Linked DNA regions of Homo sapiens: all the other regions are linked to region 4. Evidence: chromatin contacts called from ENCODE Hi-C or POLR2A ChIA-PET data. All regions are on one chromosome and are shown on one strand. Each heading gives the region's core, a stretch centred on a gene start or an enhancer-like site at or near the end of the contact. The rest is flanking DNA. Distances are from core to core; before and after follow the strand shown. Region 1 holds the start of NCBP2L (nuclear cap binding protein subunit 2 like). Region 2 overlaps TSC22D3 (TSC22 domain family member 3). Region 3 has its middle 27 kb from the start of PRPS1. Region 4 holds the start of PSMD10 (proteasome 26S subunit, non-ATPase 10). Region 5 has its middle 72 kb from the start of PRPS1.

Region 1 (2,802 bases), core at 45-2,544, 310 kb before region 4:
GGGGGGGGCGTGCAAGGAGAGCGGTTGCCTCTGCAGAGAGTCAGAGAGTGCCAGGCACACATTAGGAGTACCCAATAAATGCCGTAAGCAAAACTCAGAGAAGCACGCTCAAACTCTCCTCAGTTTCTGTCTCTTTCTGCTTACTTAACGATATCGTCACCTCCTTTCCCCAGCTCGCTGTGTCCTCTCTTCCCTGAACCCCTCAGAGGCAGTCTCTGTCCCGGTTTCCCTCTGCCCCTTCGCCGTCTCTCCTCAGTCCTCCCCTTCCTTCTCTCTGCTCTTCTGCTTCCACTCATTCCACTATTTCCCTTATTTTTTCTCTTTTCTTTACCCATTTCCTCTACTTTCTCCCCCATTTCCATTCTTTTACCTTTCTTTCCTTATTTCTTTTCTCCTTTTCTCTATTTCCTCATTTCCCCTTTCTCCCCTTTCCTCTTTTCTCTCATTTTTCTCTCCCCTACCCCCGCCATTTCCCTTATTTTCCCCTCATTTCTTACTTCAGCACCCCCTCTTTTTCCTCACTTCACTTACCTTCTCCTATTTCTCCAAATTTGTTGTCCTTCTCCTTTTCTGAACCTTACCTGCCACCTTAGTTGATCTCCGTCTGTCGTTACCCTTTCAATAGATGTAGCGATTGCATGTTCACAGGCCTGAGGGGCGTGCCCCAGCTCTGTAAGATGGAGGGATGTTCTGGGTGGGCAAGTGGTGGGTTTCCAGGGTTTCTCAGGACTCAGAGACTTGGAATACTTTAAATGTGTAGGATTAAATAACGATTAGTGTCTGAAAAAACTAAACTTTTCATGACGTTCAGTTTTCACGTAAAACTGACTTACATTTCAGTCAGTACTCCCCACCCCCGCATCGGCTCCTTCATTCACAAGTCTGGCCTTTGAAATAGAGCAGCATATACTGCCATCTAGTGTCCAAGACGTTGAACGTTCTCTGCCTGCGTCACAGAAGCTCGGAGAGGCACCAGAGGTACCTCCTGGTGGAATCCACAGTGCGTTGGTTCCAAGAGTAGCAGGGAAGAAGTGTAGGAGGCGGAGCTGCTACACTAAGAGAGTTCTGTGGCCAAGCTAATAGGCAGGAACACGCTCCTACACTAAGAGAGCTCCAGCTAATAGGCAGGAACACCAATTAGGGCCAGAGCCGCCCTTTTTTCTAGTGGAGCTTCACTTGGCCTGAGTCCCTGCGGATTGGACTTCCATAGATTTGAAACTTCCTCCGGGTACCACAAGCATCAGGCCTGTGATTAAGAGCAAAGAGCGGCCAACTATTGTAACTCTTATTCCCAAGGCCCTGTGGGTCCTATATGTGCCCTGCAACTTGGGGAAAATGGAGGTGGGGTTGTGGTCTCTATGCTGTAGCAGCCGGAAAGCCAAAAACAAGCCGTACTTCTCGCTCTTGACAGGATCCCAAGGTCAGAGGTGAAAGAGGTGCTGGGGGTCACTGACCATACCTGCAAAACTGAGAGTATGGTCCTTTCGTTCTAACAGACTGCTGAGGAGTCTCTATTTCTCCTCTCAAAAGCAAACCCTTTAGATGTATTAATTTCCCTTTTTCTTCTTCTTCGCTTTTTTTTTTTTTAAATGTTCTTGGGTAAAAGCCAGAGGAGGTAGTAGAATATGAAATTTCATCTGCATTGTGTAGACTTATAGTCTACTAAATTGTTTTGTAATTACAGTGTTTATGTTTTTTCCTCTTGTTTATAATTATTTCATGTTAAACGTTATAGCAAAATATATTAGACCCATAAATGTTTATTTAAGTTGTGTTTTGTGAACTGCTGGGACTTTTGTTTCTATATTTGCCTGAGTCCTTTTATCTTTGTGCATAACCTTGGGATGAGGCCCTGGTAGAAGTATTTCCTTCTTGGCATTTGGCACCATTAAACTCAAGATTCTGTCCCCTTGACATTTCCCTTGTTGTAGTCCTTGCTCTCAAGCAGTATTGTTAATAATTCAGTACAGCTTTCCATACTATATCCAGGTTGATCAAGAGTAAATATAATTGAGATATAAAAAAACTACATAGTTCAGAGATAGAGTTCAGGAGCTGGTATGTATTTGCATACAAGTCCAGCTTGTATTGACATATTGCACACCTCCTCAGGAGAAGGCTGACTGGGCAGGGCCACCTTGGCTCCCTTCTGTGAAGCCTTGCTTTGCTGACATATATTGCGTTGGATGGAGAGACTCCAAGCAGCAAAACGTTTTGCATAAACTAAGAAAGCGGAGGGGGGCCCCCACTTCCAGACAGAGCTGGTAGCTTTCTGGGTGGAGCAGAAAGAGGGTATAAGGGGCATCTCTTTCTTGGATGAACTCATTCAACAGTCACTGTGTGCTTGTCCTGTGTCAGGTATAGTGTAAGTGGGGATTCAGAGGTAAACAAAACAGGACAAACTCCCAAAGACTTCATGGTCTAGCTGCAGAAACAGAGCTGCAGACAGACAAAAACAGTACAAATACTAAGTGGTAATGGAGGCCTGGTGTGTGTAGGGGGAATAGGGGGTGGCATGTCTTGGGTGTGGAGGAGGGGTTAGCTCTGGCAGAAGAGAAGGACAATCTAGGTAGAGAGACTAGAGAGACTAGTGAACAGAGGCTTGGGGCTGAGAACAGTGTGTATGCTGATATCCGGGTGTGGATTACAAAGCAGTTCAGTGTTACTGGAGAATAAAATGTGAGACATGGAAGCTGGTATAGTTATAGAAGTGCTTGTTATTAATGTAATAAATAACAATATATAGAAACAACTCTCATAACCATGGCAAGTTGAAAGTAATGATAATTGTAAACATATTTA
Region 2 (2,700 bases), core at 185-2,684, 360 kb before region 4:
TTCTGTTAGTTAACACTTTAATTTGGGGACAATCATTGTCTGAGAGAAACTGTGCAGTTACAAACACAAAAGACCTGTGAAAATCAAACATACTTGGGAAACCCAAACATAGTTTAATTGAGTAAGTGGCCGCTAATGACCTGGAAGCAAGGCTCAACCACTTAAACAAAAGGGATAATTCACCCATGTGTGTGCTCCTGGTTCTCCACTAATGCTAGGACTTTGGTCAGTTTCCATCTTTAGCTAAAGGCGCTGGGTCAGTTGGGAATAGGTCACCCACAGTGAGCAGTAGAGGGTGATAAAGCCCAGGAGCAGGGTGGCCAAGTCTCAGCTGGCACCAATATCAAAGAGGGATTTAGGGCTAGCAGGCCTGACGCTCTGAGTGAGTGGCAGCCATACAGCTGGAATGATGGGAGTGGGGGGAGGACAAAAACCATCTGGACTAAAAATACTCACTAAGATAAAGGAAATTCTCACCATTAATGTCACCCTTGGGTTTGAAGTCTTGAGGTGCCCTGTTAAAATGGAAAATCTTTCTCAGAAGGGGAATTGTTTAGTTTTTCTCAGGGAAGGGATGTGATGACCTGCCTCAGCTTGGTCAGAATAGTGGGAGGGGCTTCTGGGAGAAGCAACCCAGGCTGGCTAAGTATAGACTGGTGGGGTGCTGCCTAGGGTGGGGCCTCACAATGGGTCCTGGTTATCTGGTGGCCTTGGGATTTCAGGGGACAGGCAAATGTGGCCAAATATTGAAGACTCGCTGGCAAGAAACCAAACTGCCTCTGAGTGGGCAGCTTTAAGAGGAGTAGAGTTTAGGGCAAAGGAGATTGTTTTCTCCTTCTGTTCTTGGTAAATGAAAGCAAGCTGTTATGAAGATGTCGTGAGGAGCAGCAAGGCTGCCTTGGGCATATTGGGGATGTTAATCTTCAGTGCTCCCTGCCTGGGAGACCCCGTTTGCTTGCTCATCAAAACATCCTCCCTGGGTGCATCCTCCCCCAGCTCTACTGCCTCATTTATACGGTGGCATAGCTGAGAAATTAACCCCCAGAAGAGTCTGTGGCTGCTGGGGTTGATGGATTCTCCTTCCCTGGGGTAATTTCTTTTTACCAAGAGCCTGCTGCGAACCCAAAGGAATGAGTCTAGTGGGAGAAATTCCAGGCAGAAGGGCAGGACGCTGGAGGAGCTTTCTTTGACCATTTTCTGCTACTTTCTGCTGGCAGTGGCCTTCTCTGCCTGTGAACTAGGCAGCCCTGGCAGCAGAAACAATACTGACACTAGAGCTGGCGAGGGAAGCCCTTGCCCCTCATCACCACTCCTTTTTGCCCTTGTAAAATTCTGGAAAAACCTCAGCCCTGGAGCTCCCTCTAGTTTGACCAGGTGATAGCCAACTCCCTGACACCAGGCAGAGCTGGGCCGACAGAGGGAGGCAGGGGAGTGGGGCTGGGCATCCCCCTCTCCACCCCCGGGGCCCTGTTGTGAGGTGTTGACAGCTGGGAGAGGACCTGAAACCAGTTAGCCTGGGGCTCCCAGCCAGCAGTGTATTTTCATCTTGTTTTGACTGGGACCGTCCTCCCCTGTGTAAACACATCCATGTCAGGGGGAAGAAAATGTAGAACAGCTTAAAATAAGTGGGCGGAATGCCTCCCACTCATGAATCACCAGTGCAGGGAATGCCCCGCAGGTGGGCCTTGCTTTAAGCAAACCTGACATTATGAAAATTTTAACTTAACAAGAGGGCAGGGATGGACAGCTGTTAGGACTTGACCTACCTCTGGGAGATCTCAAAGCCTCATTGGGTCCAAATAATATCAGCAGCTCCCATGTACTGATTGCTTAGTGGGCACTGCGCTAAAGACATTAGATAACGTTAATTTTTTGAATCTTGTCAACGCTGTTAGGAGTTGGGTATTACCTTATCATTAGACCCATTTTGTGGATGAGGAAACTGAGGCTCAGAGAGGTTAAATAACTTGCCTGGGATTACACAGCAAGCAAATGGCAGAGATCAGATGAAACTCCCTGGTGTGTGATTTTAAAGCACTGGGCTGCCTCTAGCTGGAGTTGTGCTTTGTTTTGAGGAGGGCTCCAGGCCCAGCTGCACTCCAGGCAGCAACTGGAACCTGCACTAGTGTTCCTTCCCACTGAACTCCCTTCATACAGCTGCAGAGGAATTTGAAAAGGGTCCTTATCAGGGTCATGGTGGGGAAGGCCTTTGGTGGGGCCTGTTTCTTTCAATTGACTAAAGGATTCCCAAGGCAATTAATTCCCTGGAAGAGTAAGCCCCCCCGGAATGCCAGGATGGGATGGGTCATCTCCATTTCAATTCAGGGACTAGCAGATTGTTTATGGGCAGCTGCTTGACCATTCTCAGGACAGGCCACTCAGTAACTGCAAATAAGTACAAACTACCAGACACCAGGCTGGGGAGGGGACAAAAGACCAGTATAATCCAGTATAAGCAAAAACCAAATGTAAACACATATTTTGAAACAAAATGTCACCAATCACGGTCTGTGCAGGGCTGGCCCCCAGGGTAAACTGTGAAGTAGGAGTCTGTCTTCAGAACCTTCCTGCTTCCTTTTCGGGTACCTTCCTCCTGCCTGTTCCTTTATGCCACCTGTGCCCTCCTGCTGCCTGGAGTTTCATGGGGCCCATAGCTTCAGGGGTGCAGTAGGGGACCTGCCTTCCTTAGCAATGCCCGCT
Region 3 (2,700 bases), core at 134-2,633, 440 kb before region 4:
TCGGCTCGCTGCAACCTCCGCCTCCCAGGTTCAAGTGATTCTCGTGCCTCAGCCTTCTAAGAAGCTGGGATTACAGGTGCCCGCCGCCACACCTGGCTAATTTTTGTATTTTTAGTAGAGATGGGGATTCACCATGTTGGTCAGGCTCGTCTTGAACTCCTGACCTCAAGTGATCCACCTGCCTCAGCCTCCCAAAGTGCTGGGATTACAGGCGTGAGCCACCGTGCCCGTCCTATAAAGTTATTTTTTAAAATAAGTGTTCAGTTCTAGGAGCCAGGAAATAAATAAATAAAATAGTGTGTGGGTGCGGTGGCTCACACCTGTAATCCCAGCACTTTGGGAGGCTGAGGCAGGAATGAGCCTGAGACTCAGAAACCTGCCCATGTGGGTGTGGCTCCTCCTTCCCTAGTCCTCACTGCTCATGGGCTACTGTATGCCCACTCCTTGGTCTACTGTCCCCCCACCCCGTGCCCTAAGGAAAACCAGAGACTCTCCACTGACAGTCAGACTTCTCTCCCCATCCTTCCCCTTTCCTGAGCTTTTCTTCCCCAATATATTCATTCCTCCAATAGCTCAGCTGCCAACTATAAAAAATAAGGGGAAGCTCATTTTGAAGCAAAAATAGCTGAAACTGTACAGGGTGACAATAGGCCTTATTCCCTCAGCCCCATTGTGTTTTTTGTTGTTGTTTTCTGACTGGCTCAAGATTTTATCTTCTTAGCCAAGTCCCCACCCCTCCCCCCTCTGGCGTGTCCACTAACTGCTGCGGCTGGGTTCTTGTTGCTTCACCCATAGAGTTGCCATGAGCTCACTCATGGTGTGGCTCTGATTCAGGGTTTGAATATAAAACAAAACAGGCCAGCCAGGTCTGACCAATCCATTCCTCCTGGGTAATATGCTGAGCAGAGATTTTCCCGCTTGTAAGCAGCCTGGAGCCACACAGCCCAATTTTAGTCATCGCCCTCAAAGTTCTTGGGGTAGAGCCTCTAATGATAACAATGGGCGGGGACTTTGTGGTGTGGGAGGGGCTGCAGTGAGGCAGAGAAGGAGCACGGTGACGGGCGGGCTTCCCTGGCTAAAGCCTCATCCCAGCTTTCCCTAGGACTGGCTGCACAGCTGCCTCCTGGCTGAGGACACCCCCTCCCCCTCCACGCGCACACACTCGCTTCCTTTCCTGCCGCCGCCACCTGGTTCACAGGGCCTGTCACTGCTGTCCATCTGCCACTAGGGGGCGCCTAGCAGAGAGGATGGAGGGAAGGGGCACCCAGGGCAACAGGACTGGGGGCTCCAGCAGTGGAAGGAGTGGCAGCAGTGGAAGGAGTGGCACCTGTCGGTCCTCCTGGCCCCCTCTTCCCCTGTATGTCCTCCGCAACCACGGGACAACACCGTGCCCAGTCCACACTCATTCAGCAGACAGGAATGTGTGCACGCCCTAAGGGCATAGCTCAGTGCATTTTCACACACCAAGCACTGTGCTAGACGCTAGGAATGCAGAAGCGGCCTAACGTGGTCCTTGACGCTGAGATGCACTTGATGTAGAGGAAGAAACAGATAGGGAAATGGGTAATTACAATGTGGTGTGATAAGTACTATGATGAGGGAAGAACAAAATGCTATGGGAGTGTGGGGGTTGCGGGGGGGCACCCAAGCCAGCCTTGGGAGTCAGGAAAGACTTCCTGGAGAAAAATACTTTGACTTTTGAAGTAGTTGACTGGAAGTTGGCCAAAGAGCGAGTGAAGAGAAGGGTGTTTCAGGCAGGCAGAATAGCACGTTTACCTGGACACCCCAAAGGAAGTGGCGTGTGTGTGTGTGTGGGTGTGTGTGTGTGTGGGGGGGGGGTGTGTGTGTGTGTATTTTCGGGTAGGATGAAGAGCTGTGATGAGGGGTGGGCTGGTGAGACTAGATCATAAGGGACTGTATAAGGAGAGTGTACATATGTCTATTGTCCCTGCATACTTATTACCAGCAACCCCCTTCACTCTCAAAAGGGTCCTGATTTTGGTAGTAAATTATACAGGAACCCTAATTGTAAGACACACTAGGGAGTTTGAATTTTATCCTAGGAGTGAAGAGGAGCCATTGAGCATTTTAAACAGGGCATCAACAGGATGAGATTTTGATTTTAAAATAGACTGGCAGTAATGTGAAGAATGGGTTGGGAAGGGGCAAATGTAGAGGAAGGAGTTTGGTTAGGAAGCTGTGCGTTGCCCAAGTGGGAGAGGAAGGTGGCTGAGGTGAGAAAAGTGCTGGTGGGACAGAAGAACAATTTACAATATATTTTGGAGGAAAATTCAACAGAAGTTGGTGATATTTCAATGTAGGGATTGGAAGAGAGGGAGGAGTCAAGGACAACTTACATTTTTCTGGCCTGAGTGACTGATGGATGCTGGTACTGAGCAGCACAGGAGATGAGGCTGAAGTTTAGGAACTGCTAAGTTTAAGGTGCCTGAGGGACCTCACCAGGAGGACTGAACAGGCAGCCATTGTAGCTAGTAGAGGTTTTGATCATCAATACATTTTTGCCCAAATGCCATCTTCAGATAGTCAAGAAGCTGAAGCAACGGGGCTGTAAACTAGGCCAGCCTTAAATATCCTGGGTGTTTGTCTTAAGAGGACAAGGACACAGTGGGAGAGGTTATGGAATGGAAGGAAAGCTAGGGAACAGTGAAGAAATTAAGTGTATTAAATGCAGAAGATATA
Region 4 (2,700 bases), core at 16-2,515:
TGCAGTTGGTTTGTTTAAATCAGGAACCAGACGAGATCCATAAATTGCATTTCTTCATGTTTTTTACGTCTCTTGATGCTGAATAGTTCCTTTCCCTTTTTAAGCCACTGACTTGACTGAAGAATGGTTAAATTTCCAATGGAGTATTAAATCTTAATATAAAGTATTACATTTAAATTTAAATCCTTAAATATCACCAGACCATAATGAAGTAAACCAGGTAAAGATAAGGCCATTTTCAGGTTGAGTAATAAAGGAAAGTTCCAGAAAAGAGAAAACAGTCTCTTGATTTCTAATTCTCTCCCAAAAGACACAAAATGGAGATCTGTAAGTATGGGACAGTCTCACTAGTGCTTACGACACTGTCTGCGAAACACAAGGCCATCTATAAATATTTGTGGGCTTACTAAAGGCACCATGAATCCTAGAAACTGAGGATGAAAGCACGAGAGTCCTGTGAGCAGGAGGGCAGAAAGAAACACTTCTAAACTTCTGTCTACCTCTGCTTAGAATGTCCACTCATTCCCCCATGGAAATCCCACTCATGCTTCAAAGTCTAACTAACCTTCCCTTCTTTGCAAAAACTTTTCCAATTAACGACAGTCATATTCAGCATCAGATCCTCCTATTAACGTGTTCTGAAAGCACCATGTAAACTTCTCTGCCGAGTATTTACCACAATTTGTAATCGGACATGTTTTTGTGCTTATTTTATTGTCTGCATCTTCCACTCCACCGTATCCCCAGCTCCTAGCAAACTGCCTGGCACGGAAGGGGCGTTCAATTTCACATGCGTTACTGAATACAGTTACTAGTAAAGGTAAATAAATCCATATAAAAAGCCTTCCTTTTCACTGATTGGGAGTTTCTGAGAAATGCGGTAGACGTTCTAGAACTATCCAAAAATCAGGGAGCGGAGCTCCGGGCCAACGGGAAAATATCTGAGGTCTGTGGGGCTAGCTCCCGCAGGCCTATCGCGAGTCCCGAGGTGACCCAGGGGGACTGCTTGGGGCGGCGGGGGCGGGGTTCTGCTTCTCTCAGAAACGGGGCCTCCGCTAGGGCCGGGCCCCGAAAGCCACGTAGGGCTTCGCCGACGTCGCCGACTGCGGAGAGACCTAGCGTTGCTTTACCTGGTCAGTTCTAGTAGCCAGGGATTTATCGGCCAGAATACTCTCCTTCAACTCTTCCAGCTTCCCGCTGTAGGCCAGGTTGCAGACCATTAGGTTAGACACACACCCCTCCATTTCGCTGTCCCAGCAACTACTTGTCGCGCGAGCAACGCCCGCCTCACGTCGCCGGCTCCGGCTACGCCAGTCAAAACAGCCGTTAGAGCTTCACCAATCACCGGCCTTCCTCGTTCCCTTTTCTTTTCCCGTCGCGCGGCGCCTCTGGGAGTTGCAGTTTGAGAGCAGTTCCGGGCAGGGAGGCGCCTTTGCTGCCCTCACAGACTTGGCCCCTAGCAGTGCAGAACTACAAGTCCCAGGGATCCTAGCGACCGTCCGTCCGTAGTCAAGTTGCCGGTGGAATTGGCCCAGGATGACAGCTGGAGAATGGAGTCAGGTACGGGGAGCGGCTTTGAGTGGAACCGTGTGAAAGAGCCGGGGTGGGTAGTCGCTGGCGGGTCGTTGAGTCGGCCATATGAAACAGGTTCGGGGGCAGGGCAAGAGTTATGAGAGCCTAAAGGTCCTGTCCCCCGGGGTTCCTGACCTGCAGTGGCAGGCGGAAGGGACAAGGGTTGGAGCTGAGTACTACCTACTGAGCTCGAACCGGTGACTGTGGCTACCCTCCCCCTCCCTGCCACCGCCTAGGGAGTGGAAAGAAGTGGGGGTTAATTACTCTGACATCTCGGCGGTGTGGCATCAGGACAGGGTTCTACCACAGCAGTGATAGCATATGGCACCGTACTGAGGTGATGTGCCAGGGTGATGCCAAAGGCAGGGTGTGATGCCGTGGGAGCCACCTGATATCTAAGAGACCTCGGTGAGTCCATAGCCTGGTGACATCACAGCTTGATGAGGGTCATCTTAAGGATACCGGGCTGTGGTGTTGGCATTTTAATATCACGATATTAACTATGTTGTCAAGGCTTTGCTACAACTATTAAGCTAATAGTGTTTCTTTTTATAGAAATCCCAAATAGTGCCATAGCAGAAGCAATGCAAGACTGATCCTTTATAGGGCATATCCAGAGGACATTATGCCACAACTAGGTAACGATAAGAATACATTCAAGAAAGAGACTCATGATGTTTATGTTTATCCTGTTATAGTGTAGAACAGGAGTTGGGAAACTTTCTGTAAAGAGCCAGATAGTAAATATTTTAGGCTTTGTAGGCCAAAAGGCAAAATCAAGAATATTTTGTTGGTACTTTTATGACAAAAGAGAAAACAAATTTCAACAAATTTTTATTGATGAAATTCAAAATATAATAGTAATTGAGTACTTTTTTTGTAATACAGGAAGACTACCAATGAGAAGAATAGAATTCTTTTTAGGGGATAATATTTTGCTTAATTGGGGCTCAGAATTAGTGTTCCCTATTGTCAAAATTGATTTTAAGTGTTCATCTGTTAATGCTGATCTGTTAGGAAATTTTTACCTATTTAATCTTTGAAAATGTCATTTTACATAGATAGGTACTGCCAAATACTGATATCAATTCATAAACATATACTTTTTTATTTTTATTTTTATTTAAT
Region 5 (2,788 bases), core at 198-2,697, 390 kb before region 4:
CTGAGCTCAAACTATCTACCTGCCTTGGCCCCCCAAAGTGCTGGGGCTACAGGCGTGAGCCACTGTGCCCAGCCTGGGCAGGCCTTTTTAAGAACAGAATGCTCTGGCATATTTCAGAATAGTACCCTTTCCCCTCCCTCTGCAGGTAGCATGATATTTCTACCTGATACTCACTGTAAGGACATGTAGAGCTTATGGAAGTAAAACTCACAAAAGTGTGGCACCTCCCTTCTCCCCACCATAACTGGTTACCCCTGGAGTTTTTAACTCTCAGGCTTGTTCACACTGAGCCTCCAGGAATTTGTCAATTAAAATTCAAATTTTCTCCCTGGCACTGGTTCCCACAGAGATTTCTGTTCTTGAAAGTTGTGATTCTCTATATCAGCTTTTCTCTCTAATTTTTGAGGTAGCAGTTCGCCCTGTGATTCCACTTCTCTGACAGATCTAAGAAGAGTTGTTAATCTTTCAGTTTGTTCAGCTTTTTACTTGTTGTTGGGATGGAGTGGCAACTGCTAACCTCCTTACATGCTGGGCCTGAAACCAGAAGTCTCTCTGTTTTTGGTTTTGTTTTGTTTTGTTTATTCACTTTGTCTCCCTAACTATACTATAAACTCTGCAGGAAGAGGAACCTTGTTTGTCTTATTCATCCTATAAACTCAGTGTCTAGTGCTGTGCCTGGCACATGGTAGGTGCTTAATATATGTTCAGAGAAAAGAGGAAGATACTGAGAGTCAGAAGACCTGGACTGTGATCTCACGCGAGTTCCTTCCTCTCTCCCAGCCTCAGTTTCCTTACTATCTGATGTTATTCTTGTTTGTTTCTCTATTGTCTGTCTGCCTCCCTCCACTAGAATGTAACCTCCATGAGATTGGGAACCTCATCTGTCAAAGACCCTGCCATATAATAGGTTCTCTATAAATATTTGTTGAATGAACAAATGAATGACTGAATGACTTAATCTACAAAAGGAAGGGATTGACTTTGATAATTTGATGGCAGGGATTTCTGGTAACTTTCCCCTTCCCTACTCAAATGGGTTACCTGTCTGGGCTAGTTTTAAGTACTCCTAAGAGAGATTAATGCCTTTCTGGGAGAGGAACTCAAATAGATTACATGGATTAGAATGATCGGAAGTATATGGAAAATCAACTTGTCAAACTTTGGAACTCAGCAGCTTTTCTTCGTGTTATCCAGGAGAGCACAGGCTGTGCTCCAACATGTGTGTGTGACAACAATTTGAATCTCAGTGTTCAGCCCTTTGAAACCACATAGACTTATGTAATGTGACCCAATTCCTTGGTTTTGCAAAGAAGGGGGGTGTACAACTGGGAGAAGAGAATGCAGTTATTTACCAGTTTCTTCCTAAGAGCAAAAAACAGAATGTTCAGCATTTGTGGGAGGGGCAAGAGTTGTGTTCTGCCTGAGTAATTCTTGCTCACTGGATGGGCAGGATCAGGTGACAAACGTCCATATCTCTGCCTGGCACCAGCATGAGCCCTGCCCAGAGGCAGGAAAAAAATGTTTTAAGTCCTAGTTTCCCCAGCGGTTTGTAACAATGCCCTGGTGTCCCATTTCACAGGCTCAACGGGGGAGATTGAAGGTAATCAAGCTATAGGACCTTCAAAAACAACTCGAAGTAGAAGAGTTCAATTGGTAGCCCCCAAGACCAAAGGAGTTCTAAAGGGCCCCTTGCCTTTTGCTAAAGGCAAACAACAACAACAGCAACAACAACAACAACAACAAAACATATGCTTTGACCTTCTTCAGAGCAGACACTGCCAAGATGATATTGATGCCTTTGGAGGGAGAAGGAGAAAGAACTTATGGGGAATGATTTGGCCCTCAGTGATACTCAGCTGTCTATGTCATTCTCTATAAGGTTAGCAACTGCTCTTCAGCAAGGTTGAAGACTGTTGAAATGGATCCTGTAATCCTACATTTGAGGAAATGGGTGTTACTGAATAATTTTTACCCACAAAAAAAATCTTTTAGCTTTGCAAAAAGCTACATTCCCATAAAAAATAATTCCCTCAAATTAACATCTTCTCAACACAGCCTGTCTGTCCTGAATGTGAGACTGCAGGGTGGAAGAAAGTGTGATTGGTGGGAAGTGGTTTACCTCCCACCCAGTTCCAGTCCCACCCGCCCTCTCCCAGTTCCAAGATTTGAAGATTCTGTGCTGATGTTCCTTTTATAGCCATTAAAAACTAAGAGGATCTTTTCTAGAATTTTGACTTTGGATATCAGGGCCGCAGATTTTGACCTGAGGCTGCCTATTTTAAGGATCACTATCCCCTTTGCCTCCATAAAGACATTTAAGAGCATAGTCTGGGCTCCCAGTTTCTGCAATTTCTTTAGTAAGAGGCCTCTCGGGTCATTTCCTGAGATCCCCCTTGCCTGGGCCATTCTGGCAAAACAGCTCTGCAGCAGCAGGGACACTCCCCCAACCCTCAGGGATGTGCTCTTTTCACTGTGTTCCCAAAGCATATGGCCACACCTGTCAGCCAGCTCTGACCTGCTTGAGTAGGCATAACCCTCTGTGTAGAAGTCAGTGGTCACAGAGCCTGAGAAGCTCTTTCCTGTGCTCTCTTCCTCATTTCTTCTTCTCCCTCCTTTTCATCTCTCAATATATCCAAACACCTGAAGAAGAAACTGCTGGTTGCCTACTCCAATGTCTGTTCTTCACTTCCTTAATAACAGAAACTTGAATCTGTTTGGGGCTAGCAATGTACTCAGTTCAAGAAAGCCCTTCTTTTAGTTAGGAGTGGGCAGACTAGATTCTGGCTAA

What was found. Hi-C counts contacts between places; a loop is a spot of excess contacts on that map. ChIA-PET counts read pairs that join two places held with the same protein, here RNA polymerase II (POLR2A). Pooled maps may share reads with other maps.
Region 1: a loop to region 4 is called in a map of CD8-positive, alpha-beta T cell, with 5 times the contacts of the local background. The contact joins the promoter of NCBP2L here to the promoter of PSMD10 in region 4. A Hi-C loop is called at or near these places in 3 of 168 maps with a recorded cell type or tissue (CD8-positive, alpha-beta T cell and naive thymus-derived CD4-positive, alpha-beta T cell) and 9 of 50 pooled maps.
Region 2: a pooled map shows a loop between it and region 4 (4-fold over the local background). The contact joins the enhancer-like site here to the promoter of PSMD10 in region 4. A Hi-C loop is called at or near these places in 1 of 168 maps with a recorded cell type or tissue (chondrocyte), 6 of 37 single-sample maps with no recorded cell type and 16 of 50 pooled maps. POLR2A ChIA-PET finds 5 or more read pairs at or near these places in 5 of 52 experiments (CD4-positive, alpha-beta T cell, GM10248, MCF 10A and 2 more).
Region 3: a map of gastrocnemius medialis shows a loop between it and region 4 (8-fold over the local background). The contact joins the enhancer-like site here to the promoter of PSMD10 in region 4. A Hi-C loop is called at or near these places in 1 of 168 maps with a recorded cell type or tissue (gastrocnemius medialis) and 8 of 50 pooled maps. POLR2A ChIA-PET finds 5 or more read pairs at or near these places in 1 of 52 experiments (BJ).
Region 5: a loop to region 4 is called in a pooled map, with 4 times the contacts of the local background. The contact joins the enhancer-like site here to the promoter of PSMD10 in region 4. A Hi-C loop is called at or near these places in 1 of 168 maps with a recorded cell type or tissue (chondrocyte), 6 of 37 single-sample maps with no recorded cell type and 14 of 50 pooled maps. POLR2A ChIA-PET finds 5 or more read pairs at or near these places in 4 of 52 experiments (CD4-positive, alpha-beta T cell, GM10248, MCF 10A and 1 more).

The regions. Positions count from the first base shown.
Region 1 is chrX:107,776,439-107,779,240 of GRCh38, forward strand. NCBP2L (nuclear cap binding protein subunit 2 like) reads left to right here and starts at 1,295. Exons shown (of 2, transcript NM_001348372.2): 1 at 1,295-1,420.
Region 2 is chrX:107,728,242-107,730,941 of GRCh38, forward strand. The region is part of intron 1 of TSC22D3 (TSC22 domain family member 3); the gene reads right to left. Among named protein-coding and RNA genes, the nearest start is that of TSC22D3, 46 kb to the right of the region's middle. Within about 2 kb of position 1,435, at least 14 of the 41 ENCODE cell types and tissues checked have a DNase peak (open chromatin) inside an H3K27ac peak, as active enhancers do.
Region 3 is chrX:107,654,093-107,656,792 of GRCh38, forward strand. No RefSeq gene overlaps it. Among named protein-coding and RNA genes, the nearest start is that of PRPS1, 27 kb to the left of the region's middle. RefSeq lists an enhancer at 1,027-1,321. Within about 2 kb of position 1,384, at least 18 of the 41 ENCODE cell types and tissues checked have a DNase peak (open chromatin) inside an H3K27ac peak, as active enhancers do.
Region 4 is chrX:108,090,277-108,092,976 of GRCh38, forward strand. PSMD10 (proteasome 26S subunit, non-ATPase 10) reads right to left here and starts at 1,266. Exons shown (of 5, transcript NM_002814.4): 1 at 1,131-1,266. The coding sequence starts at 1,244. ATG4A (autophagy related 4A cysteine peptidase) reads left to right here and starts at 1,502. Exons shown (of 13, transcript NM_052936.5): 1 at 1,502-1,560. The coding sequence starts at 1,551. RefSeq lists enhancers at 1,015-1,414, 1,465-1,704.
Region 5 is chrX:107,699,149-107,701,936 of GRCh38, forward strand. No RefSeq gene overlaps it. Among named protein-coding and RNA genes, the nearest start is that of PRPS1, 72 kb to the left of the region's middle. RefSeq lists an enhancer at 1,352-1,853. Within about 2 kb of position 1,448, at least 11 of the 41 ENCODE cell types and tissues checked have a DNase peak (open chromatin) inside an H3K27ac peak, as active enhancers do.